Regions from separate parts of the Mus musculus genome. Here region 1 is linked to region 2. A link is a loop called in an ENCODE intact Hi-C map of the cell type or tissue named here. Cell type or tissue: heart. All regions are shown on one strand. Each heading gives the region's core, and the rest is flanking DNA. Links, peaks and the distances in the headings are about the cores only.

Evidence for each region. Peaks named below come from ENCODE experiments on the same cell type or tissue, not always from the same donor. Only the 100,000 strongest peaks of a DNase experiment are listed, where the experiment ranks them.
Region 1: a loop joins it to region 2, with 6 times the contacts of the local background. A loop is called at or near these places in 16 of 42 quality-filtered maps.

Annotation. Positions count from the first base shown.
Region 1 is chr2:181,057,032-181,064,488 of GRCm38, forward strand. No RefSeq gene overlaps it. Among named protein-coding and RNA genes, the nearest start is that of Chrna4, 22 kb to the left of the region's middle. In heart, for the core only: CTCF peaks have their summits at 3,343 (motif pointing left) and 3,542; a DNase peak (open chromatin) is centred at 3,350; H3K27me3 peaks cover 3,249 bases.
Region 2 is chr2:180,921,901-180,929,357 of GRCm38, forward strand. Birc7 (baculoviral IAP repeat-containing 7 (livin)) reads left to right here and starts at 7,123. Exons shown (of 7, transcript NM_001163247.1): 1 at 7,123-7,457. The coding sequence starts at 7,247. In heart, for the core only: a CTCF peak has its summit at 3,451; a DNase peak (open chromatin) is centred at 3,461; H3K27ac peaks cover 390 bases.

The sequences.
Region 1 (7,457 bases), core at 1,397-6,396, 140 kb after region 2:
GACACCACTCCCCACTGAACTGTTTCTACGTGGGTTAAACTGTGCAGGACTTTGCCTGGGGAAAATACAATATGGTTCAGAGCAAAAGAATATGTATCCCTTCAGGACCTGGGATCAGAGAGCTTTGAGAGGTGGAGACCCATAGTCCCTCCATACAAGGTGATACTGATGGAACCATCCTGTTTCTTCCCAGAGCCTGGATAGCTCAGCCAGACCCAGGTTTCAGAGCAGGAGCATCCACAGGCCATATGTAACTAGCAGCAGTTCTGTCTGTCACCCAAGCCAGCTGAAAGGACTGGAAGTTTTTCATCCCCCAGGGTGATAGTGTTTTTTTGCTAAGCACACTGGTAGCTTTGTGTGGATACACATGGCGGCCTCTGTCTGAGGTTTTCAAGCATCCAGGAGCTTCCTACTTGTCCAGGACATGTCCTCTACCCCACCTCCACCTTGCCCCGCTCTGCTTGGAAGACTCATTTATCTTTCAACACCTCTTCTCCAGACCCTCCGGGGCCCATCCCCCACAACAAGTAGCCCATGTGTTTCCATAGTAACCTGCACGTGTTCCCAGACACATTTCTTCAGACAGTGAGTTCTTTGAAGGTAACACCATGACTTGAATTCTTCATGACAGTTCGGGGGGGGGGGGGCACTGTGACCTGGAACCAACAACGTGGGCAAGCCTGACCTCTGTCGTGTACAATCATCCGTGTCATTCTCTTAAACACACCCTAAAGCAAGATTAACACCATTTAACATGTAAATGGTCAGACAAATTTTATATATAAAGAGGGGGAGAGGGAGAGAGGGAGAGAGAGAGAGAGCTTTCATTCTGATAAAAGGAATGAGGGAGGACACATGTGACAAGTCAAGTCCGGTGTCTCAGTGAAGGCCCAACTACTGGTAGGTAGCTTTAGCAGGGAATTCTCTGACAAGTGGAGCTCTCTTAGCAGAACAGCTCAGACAATCCCTTTTCGGACACCGAGCAGCCCAGGTTGGGCTGGAGCACTCGATCTTCTCCCTCACCCTCGTGGATACAGAGGTTATGGGTATTTCATTCCGTCCACCCAAGCCTGTCCATGGAGCTATCGGGCCAGGAACTCTCACTGCCTCCCCACTGGCCTGAGCCTGGGGAGGCTGGGGACAGGTAGGTGGAGAGTCTACCTACTCTAGGCAGCAGTACCAACTTTCCCAGTGCTGCTAACCTCTCTGCACAGCTGGTTTTACCCTCTGGTGGGTGTTCCCATCTTTATAGCAAGGCAACCAGGCTTTCTAGTATCTACTTTGTCGATATCTAGGGCATCCTGAGTTAGCACCGGGTGAGTGAATGTTGACAAAGGGTCAGCTGTCAGACTCAGGCTATTACAGACCCAGCTGAGGTCTAGCCCTGTGGCTTAAATCATGTCACACATCCCGCAAGCAGCAACAGGAAGAGGCTCCTTTGTGGGCATCTGGCTGTCCCTTCCTCCAGGGCATGTGAATAACATGTATCAGTTCACATACACCAGACTCCACACTTCAATTTCTGGTAGTAAAACCATTATTTCTGATGCAAATTTCTCAGCTCAAATAAATTACTGGAGCTTACCCTCTAGGGAATAAAACATGGGCCATCTGTGTTTCTGTGTCCTCGAGACTGCCCAAGGACTCTACTCATTTCTCACTTTTGTATCTACCTACCACTCCCGATCCAGCCCTGCCAGATGACTCTTAGCAAAGAGTCATAGAGACTGCTGATGTGTCACAGGCTCTGCCACACCTTCACCATGAGCACTCATAGTGTGCAAGGTAAGAGGGCTAGGACAAAGAGTTTCTCAAACACCTGCTATCCCCTGGACAGGGATGTCCATTAGGCACAGACATAAACCACAGCTATTCAGCTTTTAAACACCTCACTCCCACCATGCACTGGGCCCTTGCCCCTATCTACCACCTGGGCTTGGGGCCAGACCCTACTGATAGGTTTTGTGTGTCAACTTGACGGGAGCTGGAGCTATCCACAGAGAAAGGAGACTCTTTTGAGGAAATGCCTCCGTGAGATCCAGCTGTAAGGCATTTTCTCAATTAGTGATCAAGGGTGGGAGGGCCCATTGTGGGTGGTGCCATCCCTGGGCTGGTAGTCTTGGATTCTATAAGAAAGCAAGCTGAGCAAGCCAGGGGAAGCAAGGAAGTAAGTAACATCCTTCCATGGCCTCTGCATCAGCTCCTGCTTCCTGACCTGCTTGAGTTTCAGTCTTGACTTCCTTTAGTAATGAATAGCAATGTGGAAGTATAAGATGAATAAACCCTTTCCTCCCCAATTTGCTTCTTGGTCAGATGTTTTGTGTAGGATAGAAACCCTAGCTAAGACACTCAGGCATTCTCTGCACCCTCACAATGGTCTGTTCACAGCTGATGCTCACAGAGACTGGATCTACTATAGTTTTCTGATGCAGGAGAAAGCACCTGCTTGGTCTAGCTACAGTCAAAAGGCCAGCCAGCAACCATGCCTCAGTTAGTTGTAAGGCCTTTTGTACATTTCCCACAACTTGTCCCCAGGTCTCTGATCCTACATGGCAATAGGCCCTGGGGTGATATGGATTGGAGTGGTGATGAGAGGGCCTTGAGTAGAGGGAGTCAAAACATGACCAGAGTGGCTACCTCATGGGACAGATCTCCAGGCATTCAGGGCCCAAGATGTTGCCCCCAGGGCACCCTGCTAGACCTATAGACTCCAGTAGGTAACACTTGCCTGTCCTCGGGGCAGCTCTCTTCATTCCCCAAATGGGCAGCCCTGCTATACCTCACCCAAAGTGAACTGAACTTGCAAGGGGACTGGTGACTGAGAGCTGGTGGCCAGCTCAATGTAAAGCTCTAACCCCAAGTCCAAGTACTTTTCCTTACCCTCTCCTGACAAACCTGTTAGCCAGAGAAGGTGAAGCTTAGAAGCCTTCTTGGCCTGAGACCCAGGTGATATCTTATACCAATCTCAAATCCCCACTCCTGTTACAACTCCTATATTATATTGACATTCCAGTCATAGTAAAGCCTGGGGCAAAAGGACCCTGAGTTCAGTGGTGCTTGCTTCATCTGACCTGGAGGCTACATATGGGATGCACAGCCTTTCCTGAGGGGTAACTGTGGCAGAGACTTTTGGGTAAACAGTTTCTTCAAAGGATACACTGTTAAATCTGGTCAATGTCAGTTTGAGAAGGCCACAGACTCATGTTGTGAGATGGATGCTAACACTGGCCTGTCCTCTACAAAGGTGCCCTGGCAGAGACCATGACTGAATCAGGCACAAGACTAACCATGCTTCGAGTTCACCAGAACCAAACAAGTAGGTGTGACTGCAGTGCCACCTGCTGGATGCCTTTGGAAGACCCGTAAACGGGTGGTGATGATGCTGGAACCATACTGTTGTCTTGGTTATCAATTCTAACCTCACCGTTCTACCTTGGCCACCGTTCTCTTCTCTCATCTTCACCCTAGATGTAATAACACCTGGCCAGTCCCTTGGAAGGGAAGATAATATGCAGCGAGGATCAGAAGAGACGTCCCTAGGAAGATTCCTATCTGTGTCCTCTTGCTCAGGGGATGTGCTGGTCAGGCTGCCAGTGGACTTGACCATCCCTCAGTTTCTAGTCTCCTCTGAAGGCAAACGTGCTCTTATATCCAATGCCAGTAGGACCCCAGGTTGCATCCTGCTGTCACTAGGCCTGAACCCTCCTATAGATAGGTCTCTTCCATCCTTGATTTAGTATCTTCCTTCCCTTAGGGAAGAACCCAGTTGCCTCCTGGTGTGAGTCTTATAACCAAAGACTCCTCTTCCACCAGACTCCTCCCCACACCAAATCTACTCAGAGCCCACTGGTTACAGGAAGAACCCATGGTAGACTCTGCTAGGCTCTTCCTACCTTGACTGCACTCAGGTTCCATGTCACTGTCCTGTCAGCCATGGGCCCATCTGACCTGCTGAAATTGTCCTCTCAGCTGAATTGTTAAGGCAGAAAATATTTTACCAGATTTCTTCTTGCTGCCTGAAGAATATAACATTTAATTTCGCATCCTAAATTGCCACACGGCCCCTTTAGGCTCAGCCCCAGAGAGTTTGGTTGAGGTGCTCATCACAAACCCAGGAGATTGTGTGACGCTCTCTCTTGGCCACTTGGGCTCAATACCTGTCCTGCATGGGCAGGTTATCATGAACAGTTCTGCTCCACTTCTTCTTACTGTTTTGTTTCCTAAGTCTTAATACATTTACTGCTTTGTTGCTTGTTTAATTTCAAAACCAGTGTGTGAGGCTGTGGCTTTCTCAAGAGTTACACACATAATTAGAATGATGAGGGCCCTGTACATGTCTCCACCGACTATCAAGACAGTAGCATTACTAAAGTTTCCTGTGGCCGCATACATCAACCTTTACCTTCTACTGCTGGGATCATAGAACTGGGTGTTTGGGATTCTCAGAGACTGAGGGTGAGAGCACCTTCTGTGCTGCCCCACATAAGATTCCATTATCTCTTAGTGGACTGGTCAGGGCCCACCATCCCTGCAGTGCACAGCTGTGAAAGCCAGCTCCCTAGGGCAGCCAGGGTTGCCTGGGCCTCAGGGTATACGAGCTTTCAAAGCTCTAAGAGACTCTGGCAAGTATAGAAAGGTAGATACCTGACTCTGGAGAAACGGGTCAACTTCTACCTGAGGGACTTGCCCTCAGGAAGGGTAGAGAAACCCAGGTGTTTTTCACCAATACCATACAGGATTAACTATTGGCAAAGATAAGAACACTGAAGAGCCTGGCATCTGTCACACCAACCCCCAGCTCCCCAGAGAGCTAAACCTGTGTGAGAAAGTGTAGAGAAATGTGCAGCACATCATGACAGAAGGAATTCACCACGAGTGAAGCATGGCTGAGGTCACTCTTCACCTGAACAGACTCAGTGCAGGAAGCTTCGAGGCACGGAGACCAAGCAGAAGAGAATAGTTCACCCAAAACACAGTAAGTGTACAAGATCCCTGATTCCTCCCACATTGCTTTCTGGTGCCCCCAATAAGTTGAGCCAAACTGGGAGACTGCAGAAACTGATATGGCTGGTGAATGGAGGTGAGATGGCCAGAGCCTCCCCCACAGAGATCTGCTCTGCAGTATTTGAGGAAAGGACCAAGCAAGGATGAGGCTGTACACAGGCTCATACAAGGACTGAAAGAAAGCCTTCTAACAGACACCAGGCAGAACACTAACAGCAGAAGACAGCTGGAACCAGAATAAACGTTGATCTGTTCCTGATGAATGAAACTTAAAGCCAAGATTCAAACCTCTAAATATTCCAAGTAACACAGCATCGCCCGATAGCAAGTGTCAAAATCACAGCGATGCAAAAATATTCCTACCAAAGGAATCACTGTGGATCAAGTTCACAATGTATAACATTAAACTGGATTTCTAGGCATTGAGAGAAACAAAGTAAACGAACCAAAACAAAACCAAACAATTGAAGCTGACCAAAGCTTGCCTTCCTATTGGATTTGGCAGACTTATTTATAGGTTATTGTAGCTATATTTAACTTTTTGAATAAGTTAGATAGAGATGGAGAGAATAGAGAAAAGATCCAGATGTTTCTAGAGAATGAAGTAAGAGGCTTGGCAAAAGAGAAGACTAGTAAGCATGGACAGCAAAGACGCGATTAATAATGACACATAAAAGAGAATATAAGGGCTGGTGAGATGGCTCAGTGGGTAAGAGCACCCGACTGCTCTTCCAAAGGTCCGGAGTTCAAATCCCAGCAACCACATGGTGGCTCACAACCATCTGTAACAAGATCTGACGCCCTCTTCTGAAGTGTCTGAAGACAGCTACAGTGTACTTACATATAATAAATAAATAAATCTTTAAAAAAAAAAAAAGAGAGAATATAAAAGGCATAAAAGAAGCATCAGTGATCTACAAGACAATGTAAAGTGACCCAATACACTTATAATTATAGTCCCCATTCAGAAGACAGGAAAGAATACCTGAAAAAAATATGACCCACCAGACTAGAGAGATGGCTCAGTGATTGTAAGCATCGCCCTCTCTTCCAGAGGAATTCAATGCCCAGCACCCCCATGTGTGCCTCAGAACTGTCTTTAACTGAAGTCCTAGGGATCCTGTGCCCTTTTCTGGCATCTATGAGCAGGGAATACATGTGGCACACACACAAACATTAAAGGCAGCACCCATATGCATAAAGGAAAAGTTTAAAAATTCTAGAATTCAGCAATTTCTAGATTTTTCAATACTCTCGATATATTCCCAGCAAAAGGCATGTGTGTGACTCAGCCTACACAGACACATCACAATTCAACTTCTCACAGTCTACGGCAAAGAGAAAAAGCTAACAGAAGTCAATGAAATTGGTTCATAAAACAGCCTGAGGTTGGGAAAGACAAGGTTAAAAAAAAACAAAAACAAAAAAAAACAAAGAATAAAGAACATGAGGTCTTGTGCTGGAGATGAGGCTCAGCCATTAAGAGCATTTGCTAGTGTTTGATTCTTGGTACCCATGCCAGGCAGCTCACAACCACATGTAACTCCAGTTCTAGAGGGATCCAATGACTCTGTCCTCTACTGTCACATGCACATATCCATACAAATACACACACACATACACATTATTAAAATAATAAGGATAAAATTTAAAAAAGAATGCCTGGAGAGATGTCTCCACAGTTGCTTTTACAGAGGACCCAGGTTTGGTTCCCAGAACCTACATGCCATCTTACAACCCTCAATAACTCCAGTTCCAGGGAATCTAATACCCTTTTATGGTCTTTGCAAGTACTGCATACACATAGCACATGAACACACATGCAATCAAAATGACCACACATAGAAAATAAAAATTTTTTAAATTCCAAAAGGAGCAGCAGATTCTTTATTTTTCTAATAATATTGTCATCTTGGAGAATGTATGCATCTTTCCATTTGTCAGGCTTCAGTTTCTTCCAGCAGTGTTTTGTGCTGTGTAAGTCCTACATGTCCTTGGTTAGATTGTTGGTATTATTAGTGCTTTTATATATTGTTTTGCATATGCTATGCTGTCTGTCAGGCCCCACAGACCTCATATTCTCCAACAATGCTTTGCCTGTGAGATTCTGTTTATTTTTTCCTCTTTGTGGCCCACTCTTTTCTGGACTGCAGTATGTTTTGCTTTTGTATTGTTTTGTTTTGTTTTTCTGAAGTATGGCCTCACTATGTAGCTCTGGCTGTCCTGGAACTCACTATGTAGACCAAGCTGGCCTCAAATCTGCCTGCCTCTGCCTCCCTGAAGATTGCAGGGATTAAAGGCCTGTGTCACCACCAGGTCTAAGCCTATCAGAGTTCTAAACAGAAACAATGTAACAAGACTTGGAGACAACATGTTTACATATAAAAGGGAAAAAGTCAACCTAGAATTTTATACCCAGACAAAGCATCTTTCAAAAACAAAAGCAAGGCAGA
Region 2 (7,457 bases), core at 1,268-6,267:
TGCTCTTATACCTTGACCCTGAGCCATCTCTCCAGCCCCTTTAAAATAAATGTTATTTGTATGAGTGTTTTGCTTGCATGTATATATGTGCACTATAGGTGCACTTGGTGAATGTGAAGGGTCAGAAAAGGTGTCTGATAGCCTGGAACTGGAATAACAGGCAAATTTGTGACCTATCATGTGATTGCAAGAACATTGCTAGGGACCAAACCCCAGATGCATCCACACATCCCTTCTGGGGCATGTTTGGTCCCTGGATTTGTTGTAGTAAATGTCCTAGCTTCTGATGCACATCATCAATAGGAGGACACCAGAGCGAGGCACATGCAGGTGGATCACTGGGTTGAAGGGCACAGCTGTCAGCCATTTTGTAGATGTTAGATGTCCTCCAGGGAAGCTGGGTTGAAGTTTCTGTTGAAGAGCTGATGGATGGAGCCCAGAGGCTATAAGCTCTGTATTCAAGTAACACCTGGCTGGAACAAGCCTTTGCTGTGTGCTGGGCTTGGTTCACTCAACAGCTGGCCCTATGAAGGCCAGCCGTGAGGACACCTATCCATGCTGACAGACACAGATGCTCAAATGAGACAGCCCCTTCTCTATGAATGCCCTCTTGAGAATGAACAACCTCCCTGCAGCAGACCTCCTTCTGGATACCCTGCCCTTCCATACTTTCTGGGTGTCTAGTTTTCTTCCAGGAAACCAGCTTGTGATCTCAGGGCTCCTGCTCTTCTCTGCCCCTCAACAGCAACCTTGAGTAGCTCCCGTGAGTTACAATGCCTCTTTAAGCCTTTATTAGTCACTCATCCCAAATCATTAGTTGAGTACCTACACCTTGCCTGGGAAATATAGAATGGGGTACCAGTGGTCTCTACCCTGCTAGCTTCCTGGAGTGGGATGCTATACGGTTCTAAAACGTAATGATTTAGCCTCACTGTATAGATGTTCACAGGCCAGGTGCTGTCCTTCAACACAGATACAAAAAGGACAATTTAACCAAGTTGCCATAAATCAGGCCTGTGATGTGGCAGGCAGCCAGGTCAGGGAGAAATAAGAAGAGAGGATGTCCTTGGATTGGTCTCTAGGGTGTCTCTTAACTAGAATCTAGGTGAGTGGGTATTGACTGTCTCAGGGTGCTCCGGACAGAGGAACGGCAGGAACCAGAACACAGACACTAACCCTAAGGTCAGCTCTCTGTAGCAAGAGTCACTCTCGCACCCATGGCCGAGTGCAGCTGCCTGGGCCAGCACTGGCAGATCTATCCTGCAGGCACCTCTCAAAAGCCAAGCAGCTCTGTGGTCCAGGATCAGAAAGCAAGCCTCCAAGAAGTTAGAGCAAATGCCAGGCCACAGCCAACCAGTCTGAACTTCAGCCTACTCATGAACCTTGTCTCTTTTCCATCTACACAGCACAACAAAGATCAGCAGTCTAACTTGGATGAGAAACCTGATGCCCATAGAGGGGGCCATGGCCTACTGACTGCCTCTATGTTTCCAGGAAGTGTAGCTAGCTCCTGCTGCCATAGTTGGTGCTTGTCTGTCTGGACAGTACCAGATGGCCCAGGATCCAGACATCTCTAGGTGATCCACTTCAAGGCTGAGAAAGAGCAAGCAGGATTTGTGGTACTCTAGGTTCATGTAAGTCTCAGGCCTTAACCTCCAGTCATGAAACAATACAGGCTGCTTTAAGAGGCATATTCATTCAACCCATGTGGCAACCAAGTTTGGCTCTCAGCCTGGGTCCGCCAGGGCAAAATAAAAACTAGGAACAAGGCAAGAAAGTTTTCCTCTTCCTGTCCTCACCAGCTCCCTCTAGACTTGTCAGGATTGTTTGTTGGTTTGTTTATTTGGTTGGTTGATTGCTTGGTTGGTTAGTTCTCAACTGATTTGAAATTCAATGTCATGCTCCCCCAGGTAGAATAGTGCTGTCAATCATCTACTCCACCCTGCAACATCCATACACGGACCTTGAGTACACTTTGAGTTTGCTGCCTGCAAAGGGGCCATTCATGGCCATCTTTATCAAGAAATGATGTACTTGGGAGGCAGAGGCAGGCGGATTTCTGAGTTCGAGGCCAGCCTGGTCTACAAAGTGAGTTCCAGGACAGCCACACGTAGGCTCTTGCTGGTAAAGGGGGTGGAAGAGATTCCTGCTTTAAGAACTGATCCTGGGGTAGAAGGAGGCTAGGCTAGGCTGAGTGCCCAAGCCCTTCCCAGACCCAATTATCTCAGCAGGTGGCACTTAGAAAACAATTTCAGAGATTGTCCAGAAGGCAGCCACAGCAGCATTCTGACATGAAAGGTGTCTGAGCAGGTCCTGGGAACCCCACAGATTCTGAGGCCCTGTTAGAAATACACAAAGCTGGCATCATAGGAGTCAAATCAGGGATGCCCAGAGCCAGGTGGAGTTTGCAAGAGTCAGCAGGGTAAGGCAGGAAAGAGAGTGAGCAGTGCTAAGCCTGGAGAGGGGCTTGGTGCCTGGTTAGGACAAGGAGTGTATGAAGAGGCTTGTGGTAGCTGGGTGAGCGCCAGGCGCCACTGAAGCTGTTAACCCAGAATGAGGACCTGACCAGACATGCAACCAAAGCCCTCCTCAGGGAATGAGAGTGAACTGTCCAGGGAATGGGAAGGCTGCAGGAGACTCTCCTATTGTGGATTTGGCCCTCCATGATGCACAACAATCTGGAAACTCCAAGCTGATGCAGGCTCTGGAAGTTCTTATCAGTCCTAAGCTCCCGCCTTTGAGGAAACGAGACGCCTTTTCCTGACTTCTCCAAGCTGCCTGCAAAGGGGCCATTCATGGCCATCTTTATCAAGAAATGATGTACTTGGGAGGCAGAGGCAGGCGGATTTCTGAGTTCGAGGCCAGCCTGGTCTACAAAGTGAGTTCCAGGACAGCCAAGGCTACACAGAGAACCCCTGTCTTGAAAAGAAAGAAAGAAAAAGAAAAGAAAGAAAGAAGTGATGCTATCTCAGGGAGGAAAAGGTATGCAAATGATGGCATTATCTAAACACCACTGAGCTAAGCCTGAGACAGTCCGCCAAGGTCTTGGGTCATGTGAGCTAATGCATTTCATTTTTGCTGAAGCCTTGTGTTTATGTCGCCATGATGACAATGTAGGATATTCAGTCCTACCCCAATCAGGGCTCCACAGGGGAAGGTCTGCTCAGATACACATCCCATTCCTCCAGCACCTATTAGCTAGTCTCCTGGTTACTCCCTTGTGTTCTTGTGGTTCCCAGATGCTGGGCAGATATCCCTCCTGCCTTGACAGCCCTGGAAGTCCCTCTGCTTCTTCCTGGCATTTGACCATTTGTTCTTCTCATATTCTCAGAACCAGATGACACTGGCAACTCATCTATCTCACAGCATTTCTGAAGGGTTTGGTCCACGTTTGTGTGGCTAATTCCATAACTCTCCAGGACCTGGTCGCCAACCCTGTGCTGTCATTCCCCTCGTGTCCAGTAGGGTGTGCTGTGAGCCAGTTATTATGACCTTGGGCTCACCTCCTAACTCCTAGAGACTCCCAACTCCATCCCATGGTCAGTGAGACTGTTCTGTCCCACAGCTTAACCTTTGACCTTGTGCAGCTACTGAGTATTTCAAATCGAAGGACTGTATTTTTCATTTTATTTCATTTTCTCAAGATTCAAATGGCCACACTTATTCCAGAGTGTGGATCACTCACTCATACAAAGTCCAAGTCCCTGAGAAAAGTTGGGGACCTTCCTGTGTAGTAGGCTCACAGATAGATGATCCTGATAGTTCCATTGAGCCTGCTTATCCACTAATTCCCACCCACTCCAGCAACTCTTGAGTGAATTCAATTGGAGGAGGTAGTGTCAAGCTTGTCCCTTGTAGGCTACAGTTACCACTTCCTTCCCTGCAGCGCCTCCTGAGGCCTGGGAGCTCCCTGATCCATCCCTTTCTGAAGCTGAACTTAACTTTACCCTGGATTCCTCGTTGGCTGGAGTCTGGGCCCAGAGGTACACAGTCTGAAGAGTCAACCTGTGGGACATTTGGGTTCCTCTGGACTTTGGGTGCAGAAGACTGTTGCCATCTCAGCTAGCCCATGATGCCTGGATAGTCTTCCTTGGCTGGACACCTCGCGGTCTCTAGGCTCTGAGAACCACCTTTGAAGTGCCCAGGGGAGTGGCTTTCAGGAGAAAGTTCAATGTCGACACATTTACTCCTTGCCAACATGATACTCAGCACTGACACTCAAGCTTCATCCTGCTTAGGATCTGCTCTATAGAGCCCAGGGTAGGACAGTCAATCTAAAGAACTATATAGAAAAGAGAATTCCATTGGTCTATAGAGGGGGATGGTGGCATTGAACTTTCTCTGTCTTCCTTCCCTCCCTTTTATCCCTTCCTCCAGCACAACCAGGAAGCCTCAGGCCTCCCCCTAGGCTTCAACCACACAGAGGATAGCACAAGCAGTCCCTATACTCCCACACTGGGTCTTGGGTGACCCAAAGTAACATCATGGTTGTGCTATGAGCTACAGGGCCTTGTCAACTACAACTAGTCACCACCACCCAGGTACTGCTTTAGCAAGGGACTCAGCTTGTAGTATGAGCTCATGGTGGGGACACAGGCATCAGGCAAGACGTTGTAGAGATGGGTGCTGTGTCTATGAAGTCCCAGCATGGATGCAGCTGGAACAGCCACTTGGATGCTTTGTTCTCAGCCCCTTAGGCACACACCACGTTGTTGCTCGACAGTCTCATGGGCCTTGTGCACTGCTGAGAGCCCCGAGGTCTCCATTCTGTGCTCACAGGTACAGGATGTTCCTGTCTTCCAGGAGAGCTTTCAAGTCTCCAAACAAGAGAGAAGGGCTGGCTCAGCTGCTTCAGACAAGGACAGCAGGAATGCTTGTGGTCATAGCTGGGAGAGACTGTCCCTTTTCACAGACCCCAAGGCCAAGGCAGCAGGCCCAGAGTCCAGTGCTCAGATCTCCAGGGACCTGGGTCTACACAGAGAAGGAACTTGGTGCAGCTGCCCCTGTCCCCTCTATCAGCCCATCTGGCCTCAATCCAGGGGAACCAAGTCCAGCAAGGGGCCTGGAGAGGCAGGACTCCAGGTTCAAATGCTAAAACTGTGATTCTTTTCTTTTACTTGCAAGCAATGAGAAAGGCAAAGGTTGTGACATCCTGTGGGATACCCTAGAAGGTTCTATTGCCACAGATGGGCATATACTTAGCATGTGGGCCCAGCAGGGAATGAGACAGGGCCCTAAATCCCTGCAGTGCCATGCAGTGCTACATCGGCTGAGCTAGTGATGGTGGATACTCCTGGGACTTCAGCCCTATGGAGCTTGACCTGGTATGGAACAGGAGTAGGAGAGGCCACCATCACCTAGGCTGACCTCTCATACCTCAGCTCTCAGTGAACCTGCTAGCTTTGCCTCAGCTTCCACATCTCTGAAATGGTGACATCCCGATGCCTATCCCAAAGGGCAGCAAAGGGTTCTGTGACGAATAATCCTCTCAGGGCATTCTAAAGCCAAGTAACATTGGAAAAGCTGCCTGTGGGCTCTCTGTGTACTGGACCTCTGCTGTGGAGATGTAAGCAGGGTAAGATGTATAGACAGGCTGGGACCCAGATTTCCCTTCCAAGCCAGGTGCCTCCTTAGGCTCCGGGAAGCAGAATCCTAGGATGGTCTCCCCTACAGCTGAGAAGGCTCTCTCTGTTCCTTACAAACTATTATTTCTTATTTTTGAGACAGGGGCTCTCTCTAGCACAGGCTAGCACAGAACTTACTATCTAGCTCAGGTTGGTCTTGAACTCACAAAAATCTTCCTGCTTTATCCCCATGAGTGCTAGGACTGCATGCATGAACAGCCATGCCTATCTTACAATGTCTCACAAGCTCCAACCCCTCACCATGCCTCCCAAGACTCAACCTCTAACTGAGGGACTATTGACAGTTGGCAGCTTCTGGAAAAGGGAGGGTCAGTTTTCTTTAAGGTTGTGGCCCTTGGTAGGTTGCCCATGCTCCTGTGGACATCCCCACACCCATAAGTATATGGACACCACAAACCAGACTCAGTGGGTTATACATTAAAAAAAAAATAAATAAAAGGACATGAAGTTGGAGTGGATTGCTTTTTTTTTTTTTTTTTTTTTTTTGAGACAGGATGTCCTGGGTGTTCTGGAACTAGTTCTGGGGAGGCTGGACTCAAACTCAGAGGTCTGAAATTTTCAAAGAATTAATAAAAATATTATATATATATATATATATAAGCTCCCAATATTAAAAGCTTCACAATCAGTGAAGAGCGACTCAAGGGTAAAGGTTTGAGCAGAAGCCTGGGAATTACAGTGCGAGCTGCAGCAGAGCTGGCCCCTTGATCTTCTCTGCCTCTTCCAGGGGTCCCAAGGACTCTTGTTTTACCAACCTATAGCTGTGGCTTCTCTGGGGTGATGATCCTCCTCTCTGTTCCCTGTTTTTTTGTGTGTGTGTCAGTCGAATCCCTCACCTGGGGCTGGTTAGTGAAGACCAGGTTCTGGGGCAGAGCTCATTTAGGGAGGCAACATTCCATGTGACAGTGCAAATGGAAATGTCTGGCCTGGAACAAATACCATCCAAACCTTGAGCTCCTCCAGACAAAGGCCAGGGCACACCCTACCCTTGATTTGCCTCTAGACTGTCCAGACAGATAAAGAGCAACCTGAGACCAGATGGGTGGACTGACCCTGACTCAGGGCTGAGCCAAGCAGGGACCTCTCCTCAGTGCTGGGGACAAGATGAGCGGGTGATGAGGTCATCCCTGAACATCAGTCAGCACAGGCTTGGTAAGGAAGGATTGGTGGGGTTGCATAGTGTCCTGGACAGCCTAGCTTCCTACCCTGCAGGCCCCTGTCTGGGTCTATCTCCACCCAGAACTAGACCCTAAGTGTCTGGAATCTCTCTCCTCTATTTTGTCCATGTTCATGACCTGTTTCCTGAGGCTTAGGGGATGCCATTGGAGGGGTCCCAAGCTTGGTCCCTCCCCCTATTGAGAGATGCTTTTTGCCTGGTGGCGTACTGCCTTTGTTATGTGCCTGCCAGCAGGCCCCATGACACGCTGCAAAGAGCATGTGGCTGCCCTGGCCTCTCTCAGAAAGTGGCTCATTCCTGGACACCGCCACTGCCTCTGAGCATCTAGCAGCTTGCAGTTAGAAGCAGGAACACCACAGCCTCTGGGAAGGACTAGAGGCAGGAGCTGGAACGGTACAACACCAGGCACATTCCTGGGCTGGTGATGTTCTCACCTGCAGACTTATTCAGAGCTGCTGTCTTTTCCATGGGGCCTGAGAGTAGGGCCAGGGACTCGGTCCGTGGCCCAGAACTAAGCCACAGGGAAGATGGCAGTGGCCGCACACAGGAACAGGATAAACCCCACTGTCCGTGTAACCATGTCCTGGGCCAGGACTGCCTAGATGGGCAGATCTTAGGCCAGCTTCGGCCTCTGT